3 separate regions of the Homo sapiens genome follow, and regions 2 and 3 are each linked to region 1. A link is a loop called in an ENCODE intact Hi-C map of the cell type or tissue named here. Cell type or tissue: sigmoid colon. All regions are shown on one strand. Region 1 has its middle 52 kb from the start of LINC00917. Region 2 has its middle 47 kb from the start of FENDRR. Region 3 has its middle 54 kb from the start of FENDRR.

Evidence for each region. Hi-C counts contacts between places; a loop is a spot of excess contacts. Peaks named below come from ENCODE experiments on the same cell type or tissue, not always from the same donor. Only the 100,000 strongest peaks of a DNase experiment are listed, where the experiment ranks them.
Region 2: a loop joins it to region 1, with 10 times the contacts of the local background. A loop is called at or near these places in 2 of 110 quality-filtered maps.
Region 3: it touches region 1 in a loop (4-fold over the local background); 3 of 110 quality-filtered maps call a loop at or near these places.

What each region holds. Positions count from the first base shown.
Region 1 is chr16:86,396,138-86,398,637 of GRCh38, forward strand. No RefSeq gene overlaps it. Among named protein-coding and RNA genes, the nearest start is that of LINC00917, 52 kb to the left of the region's middle. RefSeq lists enhancers at 344-983, 788-1,387. In sigmoid colon, no CTCF peak of the experiment used is centred here; DNase peaks (open chromatin) are centred at 524 and 1,024; H3K27ac peaks cover 1,093 bases.
Region 2 is chr16:86,460,884-86,463,383 of GRCh38, forward strand. No RefSeq gene overlaps it. Among named protein-coding and RNA genes, the nearest start is that of FENDRR, 47 kb to the right of the region's middle. In sigmoid colon, a CTCF peak has its summit at 1,554; DNase peaks (open chromatin) are centred at 1,558 and 1,848; H3K27ac peaks cover 1,914 bases.
Region 3 is chr16:86,454,106-86,456,605 of GRCh38, forward strand. No RefSeq gene overlaps it. Among named protein-coding and RNA genes, the nearest start is that of FENDRR, 54 kb to the right of the region's middle. In sigmoid colon, no CTCF peak of the experiment used is centred here; DNase peaks (open chromatin) are centred at 1,220 and 1,669.

The DNA of each region.
Region 1 (2,500 bases):
CCTGGAGCAGTGAGTCAAGCTCTCCTAACCTCAGTTTCCTCTTTTGTAAAATAAAGTAGATAGAACCACTTTACAGGGTTATTGGAAGAGCTAAAAGAGATGTTGCATAAAATCATCTTGAACAGTGTCTCTTCAAGCTTGGAAAGGTGATAAAAATTAATGTTTTCCTAAATTCTCCTTCCTTGGTTAACCACTTGGCTATGAAGATTTTATTGGCTGGGATGAAGAAGGAGGACTAAGAAAAGAAAAGTCAGAGAGAGGAGAACAGGAGGAAGATAAAATGTAGACACACGCTCACATGCACACACACAAAGACACACATACACACACACAGGCAAAGGCCAACTGAAGGGACCCCGTTAGCATATAAACAAAAGGTGGGGGGTAGCCCCGAGCCTCTTCTCTGACAGCCAGTGGCGGCAGTGATGAATTTGTGAAGTTATCTAATTTTCCACTGTTTTAATTAGAGACTTGGGCTCTGAGGCCTCGCAGCTGGCTTCTTTGTGCTGTATTCTGTTGCCTGACAGAGAAAAATGTCTCCTGTAACGTCAGCCAAGCTCTCCGCCAGACCTGAGCAAGCGAAACTTCTGGGATTCATAAACTTGTGGTTTCTGGGTAGAGTGGCGTTTAAACCAGGACTCAGTGGGGAAAGGGCAACATGGCCAGCTCTTCTCCCCAGCGAATCCTCGGAACCAAGGTTGGGGTCCACCATCATCGAAGGGGTGCTGCGGAAAAGGCACGGCCCAGAAAGCCCCCTGAGGATTGTTCTGGGGGTCCTTGATCCTAGTCCATGTGAAATGGAGTCTCCTTGTGGCATGTAATTGAGCCCAGCTTAGAAAGGCCAGTGCTCTGCTTCTCCGAGACAGTGCCTTTGATTGCAGAGTGTGTGATCTGAGTAATTTAATTTATCGCTCATCTTTTGCCAAGTGATCTTTTTACAATGCTGCATTTAATGACTCCACAGCTGGGGTAGAGGCTCTCCTCGCCCTCCCAGCTCTCTGGCTGCTGTCTTCCTGTGACTCACTTTAACAGGAGGCGGGTCAGGAGGTGCAGGAGGAGAGGGCGGTGCGGGAGTCAGGCATACCTAGATTCCTATCTTGCTTGTGCCATGTGGCCGGTGGGCACGGCCTGGGAAGAGTTCCATCCTTGAGCCCGTTTTCTCCTCTGCAGAGTGACAATCACACAAATATTGATTGGATAAGGAAGACACAGGGATTGAATGAGATCATGAATAGCAGAGAGGAAAGGAAATTGCTAACTTAGAAAACAAAATGGCCCCTGTGAGATTCCAATAGGCTTTGGGGAGGAAAATCCTCTAGCTGTGTTACAAATGCTTCACATGGGTCGGGTGCAGTGGCTCGCACCGGTAATCCCAGCACTTTGGGAGGCCAAGGTGGGCAGATCACCTGAGGTCAGGAGTTCAAGACCAGCCTGGCCAACATGGAAAAACCCCATCTCTACTAAAATACAAAATTAGCCGGGCATGGTAGTGCATGCCTGTAATCCCAGCTACTCTGGAGGCTGAGGCAGGAGAACTGCTTGAACCCAGGAGGCGGAGGTTGTGGTGAGCCGAGATCACGCCATTGCACTCCAGCCTTGGCAACAAGAGCAAAACTCCGTCTCAAAAAAAAAAAAGCAACTATTTATTTCCACTCATGTGTCTACAGATTGGGTGGGGAGCTCAGTCAAGTCAGGGTGGACTGGGCAAGGTGGCTCTGCCCAAGGTGCAAGCCCAGTTGGGCGTGACTTCTCACTGGTGGTTGAGCTCAGATGTGCTCCATGTGTTTCCATTCTGGGGCCAAGGCTGAAGGCACATCAACCACCTGGGGAATGATCCTCTGTGGCAATGGCCAAGCAGCAAGAAGGTAAGCTCCACTGCAAACTCATTTCAAACCCCTGCTTATATCATCCCTGCTAGCATGCCATTGGCCAAGTTAAGTACCAAGCCATATTCTCCAAGTCAAGGGATAGGGGAGTCTATGCAACCTACAATGGAGGAACTGAGAAGGTGCAAGGCAAAAGGAGTGGATACAGGAAGGAGAGGGAGATGAGAGTTGGGTCAATGCTTGGATCTACACGTATTCACATTTCACAGAAGAGAACACTGAGCTACAGAGAGACTAAGTAATTTGCCCCAAGTTGAAAATCTGGTAGAGAAGAACCGGGGTCAGCAAGTGTCCTGTTTCAATTATACCTCGTGATAGAGCTGGACAGTTGCTATTCTGGTGTCAGGTTTAATCGTACAGACAGGAAACATGGACCCCAGATGTGATGATGGCATTGCCTTTGTGCTGCCTCACACCAAAATCTGATAGCAGAAATGACAGCATCAGAGATGAGTCTGGTAGACTCTGGCAGACGTTGCTGGTTGTCAGCCCACCATCCAATCCCCCTTCTTACTTGCTGACAGAACCCCAGTTTTTTGCAAGTATTATGGGGAGGCAATGTGGACGGAAGAATGAATGAATGGGTGCATGAATCCTCGTTGGTCTAAGCCATT
Region 2 (2,500 bases), 65 kb after region 1:
CTCTTCCACTTCCTAGCCATGTGCTCTTGGGCAAGTGGATTAATGTCTCTGAATCTCAGCTTCCTCCTTCTATAAAAGTGGAGAAAAGAGCAGCATCTGCCCCTTTGGGTGTCAGTGAGCATGAATGAGGTCATGCATGCAAAGCTTGTGTCTTTGTGACTGGTAGGTAGGGAGTGCTCTCTGAATGATAGTTAGGGCTGTTATTTTTATGCTTTCATTTGAAATACCTGTATCATGTAACAAATCTTAGTGACCTTAGTGAGCCCCAAACTTAGTGATGTAAAACAGCCATTGCTTATTTAGCTCACAAATCTGTACTGTGGGCAGGGCTCAGCAAGAAGGTTCATCTCTACTCAAATGGGCATGAGCAGAGGTAGAATGCCTGGGGCTGGAGGGTCCACTTCCAAAATGGCACAGCACATGGCTGGCCAGTTGGTGCTGAATGTCAGCTGGGAGCCTTGGCTCCTCTAGGGCTTCCTCACCACAAGAAGGATAGGTTTTCAGAATGAGTGTTTCCAACAGGACCAGGCAGAAGTTGTGTGTCCTTTTGGTACCTGCTCTGGGAAGTCACATAGCTGCACTTTTGCCTGTAGTCATAGGCCCGCTGAGATTCAAGCAGAAGGAAACATACAGCTCCTCCTCCAGATGAGGCATTTTAAGAAGACCTTGGGATGGAAGATCTTGTTGCAGCTATTTTGGAAAATATAATCTGTCAAATACTAACAGAGAATCTGAAAATGAGAGGCAGACATTTGGACAAACCATAACCTCTCTTCTTTCTGGCCTCATACTGTGTAAGCTAGATGTCAAGATAATTCCCAAACAACCAAGCCTGTGTCCCTATTTGGGAAATGGTGAAGAAGAATCAATCCCCCCCAACCCCTGGCAAGTAGGCTTAAGCCACACTTACCAAATCATTAGTGGGTACAGTTGCTAACCAGCCAAGGTCTTCAATAAATAATTCCACAGACTGTATGAACACATGGACTGTTTATCTCACATTTTCAGAAATGGTCTATCTTATAAGCCAAATACACCAAAACCCAAAGATGGAAGATCAACCTCTTTAAGTAAACATTGCTGGGTGCAGAATTGCTCCCTAGAAGTCATCAAGGATGGCATAAAGCAGAAAGACAATAACAAGGGGATGAATTGCTCTCAGATTTTTATTCCTGATTAGACCTGCTTTCCTGCTTGCTATCATCCAAAATATATGCAGGCCCCTGGCTTGAAGCGTTGGGTGCTCATGAGTTTCACAGCCACGGCAAAGGCAGGCTTTTAAAGAGAAGACACCCAGAGTAACTTTGAAATAAAAGCTAGGGTTGGGCAGCCCCTTGGGGGTCCCAGGCTGTGTGCTCCTTTTAATGTGTGCGGATGCAGGGGCCCTGGGGCCCCTCCCTTGCGTGTGGCCTGGTCGATTAAGCCCCAGGAAGTGCTCACGGTCTTTCCCAGCAGCCTTCCAGCTCCATAAAACCGCTGTTATGATGAACTTGATCATGAGTCAACCAAGGGCCTCCATCTCTCCTGCACTCCCTCCGTTTGGCCCCTTGGAGCAGGTGTTTGCTGAGCCTGAGGTCTTTCTGCTTACATAACCTTTGTTCCATTTGGATGGATGAAAAATCTCCCTGAGGTTTATTGTAAACAGTCTTAGGTTCGCCCAAACACAGAAGACGAAAGGTCACCAGATTATTCATGCACGTCTCTCCTCCCCACTTAGCCCTCCCCACCCCCACCGGCTGCTGCCACGTCCCCCACGAGGTCCCATGCCCAACCTCTCCACCAGGCCATCAGTGTGCAGGGCCTGGTGATGGGGGTTCAGGGCCAACTTGGCAGCCATGATGCTGTTCCATGCCCTGCTCAGCAGCCATTTTGGCTGGATCTCCGTGAGGAAGGGCTGGGGGTGGGGAGCAGAGGAAGTTTCTTGACCAGCTGCCATGGATAGAAGCTTGCTCACGGAAAGACTGTCTTTTATGATGCCAGAAACAGGGCTGAGAACTCACGGTGAGGGGCCAGCAAGTTTCAAGGAAAGGAGGGAGGGAGGGCCTGCCTGCCCAACAGGCAGCTGCCGTCCGCATAACACTGTCCATGCTTACCTCCAGAATGTGGTGCATGCAGGGCATTTTACCCACATTTGATATCGTGTTCGCGGGCCCATTTTACAGATGAGAAGCTGAGGCTGGGGCTCAGCGAGGAAGACTAGTCTTTACTCCACTGGGTGTCAGCTGAGGCGGCTTTAATGGAGGCTGGAGGACCCACCTCCAAGATGGCTCAGTACATGCTGGTGGGTTAGGGCCGGCTGTCAGCCAGGAGCTGAGCCCAGGTGGAAGCTGGAAGCCTGGGTTATATTCTCAAAAGAGCTTTCTGTGGCTCCCCATTTAGAAATGTATAAGGGAGGGCTTTGTTTGTTACAGTGACTGGGGGCCCCAGTGAGTTACCTACACACCTATATGCAGGACTCCCTGGGCCAAGATGCCATTAAGAAAGACTGCTGGGTAAGTCA
Region 3 (2,500 bases), 58 kb after region 1:
AGAAAGAGGAGAGCTTAAATAAGAGGAGGAGGGAGAAAAAGCATGCTATGCAGGAAGGGAAACTGCCCATGCGGAGTTGAAAGCAGAGGAGGAAAAAAACAGCGTGTCTGAAGAGGCTAGGATAGTCAATGTGTCCAAAAGGCAGAGAGCCAGAGAAAAAACTGAATGGATGAGGCTGCAAGGCTTGGAGGGGCCAAATCATCCAGGATATGTTCATATTTGACTCCTGGAAATAGATGGCTGCTGGCATTGGTCCAGGGGCTTGGGGATGTGAGAATCAGCACCTTGAACATTTTCCTGCCTTTTCCTCTTGTTGCAAAATGGCAGCCACAGCTCCAGACAGTACCTCTGCATTCCAGAAGGAGAAAGAGAAAAAGGGCCAGCATTAGCAATCTCTCAATCTCTCTCTCACACACACACACAAAGCTGAAGCTTTTCTAGAGGTTTCCCTAGCATGTGTCTCTTAAGTCTCAGTGGCCAGAACTCAGAACCAAAGTCTGTGGCCTTTCCAGCTAAGAGGAAGGCTGGGAAAGGGCATTCACCTTCCCTGCCTTGATAGCAGAGGCGGGAACAGAAGATGGCACTTAAGCATGAGTGATGCGTTTGGCAGCCAACAGTGCTTGCTGGGCTGTTTTTTGTTTTGTTTTGTTTTGTTTTGAGATGGAGTCTCACTCTGTCACCCAGGCTGGAGTGCAGTGGTGCCATCTTGGCTCACTGAAACCTCCGCCTCCTGGGTCCAAGTGATTCTCCTACTTCAGCCTCCAGAATAGCTGGGATTACAGGCACGTGCCACCACACCCAGCTAATTTTTGTATTTTTAGTAGAGACGGGGTTTCGCCATGCTGGCTAGGATGGTCTTGAACTCCTGACCTTAGGTGATCCACACACCTCGGCCTCCCAAAGTGCTGAGATTACAGGCATGAGCCACTGTGCCCGGCCCTGGACTGTTTTTAAAAGGGACGACACAACGATTGAAACCGGGCATCCAAAAGATCCTGGGCTGTGCTCTAGGGCCATCTATGCCTCTCCCAATCCTGAGTGCCAGCTCCACAATGGCCCTGCTCACCCTGCACTGTAATGGCCTGGTGGCTGTAAGTCCTTCCTGCCCCAGGTCCCCGCCATTACTCGGCACACTTGCTGATCTCTTTTATTACAGCCGTCCTGGTGAGTGTGCAGCGCTATCCCACATGGCTTGAATTTACATTTTCCAACATGAGGTGGGTTTTTTTGTCTTGGCCTACCATGACGTCTGAGTCATGGTGACGTGGGTGCCAGGAAAGCACGGTGATGTGTTTCTGCTCACAGCACGAACATTTAAACAGCTCTCTCCTTTCCCGTACTCTTCTGCTCAGTGACTGAGATTTTGCTCTGATGAGCGTGGTTTGAGTTGAGTACATATGATTTCAAGAAATATCACATCCGTGATAAGTTGAATTTACCTACCAGAGTGTGAGCCTGTGTTTACCTGATGCCAAAATCTAGATTAAACCTGAAGATTTCCATCAACCCTCCCCGTTTCCAAAGGGCCAGATGTTTGGCACTGCATAGCCAAAACATCTGCTTGGTGAGCTGAATATTTTGGTTGTCATGCTCAGATTCCCTACCATGATAACGCGAGCTCAGTGGGCGCCTGTGTCACCTCACACTCGTGCAGGGGAAAGCCACCCTGGGAAGGCCTCACTTCCACTGGATCATCAGCATCAATGAATCTGGGAAACACAGCAGGCAGCACACAGCTTGACGTGCAAGAACTTCCGCAGCCACATCCACGACCTTCCGCACATCTTACGGGGATTTTGAGTGATTACAGTATTAAACTAACAGGCTGACACATGAGCAAAATAAGTAACTTACAAAGCAAGCCTTTCCATGGCCAGACACGCCGGCAGCACGTGCAGCTGGTTTCGGAGCTGCAGCGAATATATGGAATTTCAGAATGATTTGCGTTACAGTTCCCTTAAGTAACATTATCTTGTTAAAGACATTAACCTCGGGCCTTTGCTGTTATAGATTTGCTTTTATTGTTCTCATCCTGGGGAGCAACCTGTAGGAGAGACACTCCTCCACGAAAAAGCGGTCGTGGGTCATGAAAACATTAATTCTTGAGGTGGCTGAATGGCCATCTGGGGAACGCTCGCCAGTTATGGGAAACAGACATCGCTTTGCAGAACATCTTTTTTAATCAAAAATAATTATGAAATTTCAAACGTTAATAAGCATTTCATAGTTTTGCCCAACACGATACGGCCTCAAAGAAATGTGCCCTCTGGTTGCTTTTCTTAAAAGGAACCCCTGCAGTCAGACGCTGTCCTCCAGCAGGGCTCAGGCTGTCCTGGTGCATCTCCAGGGGCTGATCTGCAGAGCTGCTGGCCCCCCACTCTGCCTCCCCACTCATTCCTCCACTCCACAAAATTCAGCTGAAAGTGAATTTTCATTTTCTTTCTTTCTTTCTTTCTTTCTTTCTTTCTTTCTTTCTTTCTTTCTTTCTTTCTTTCTTTCC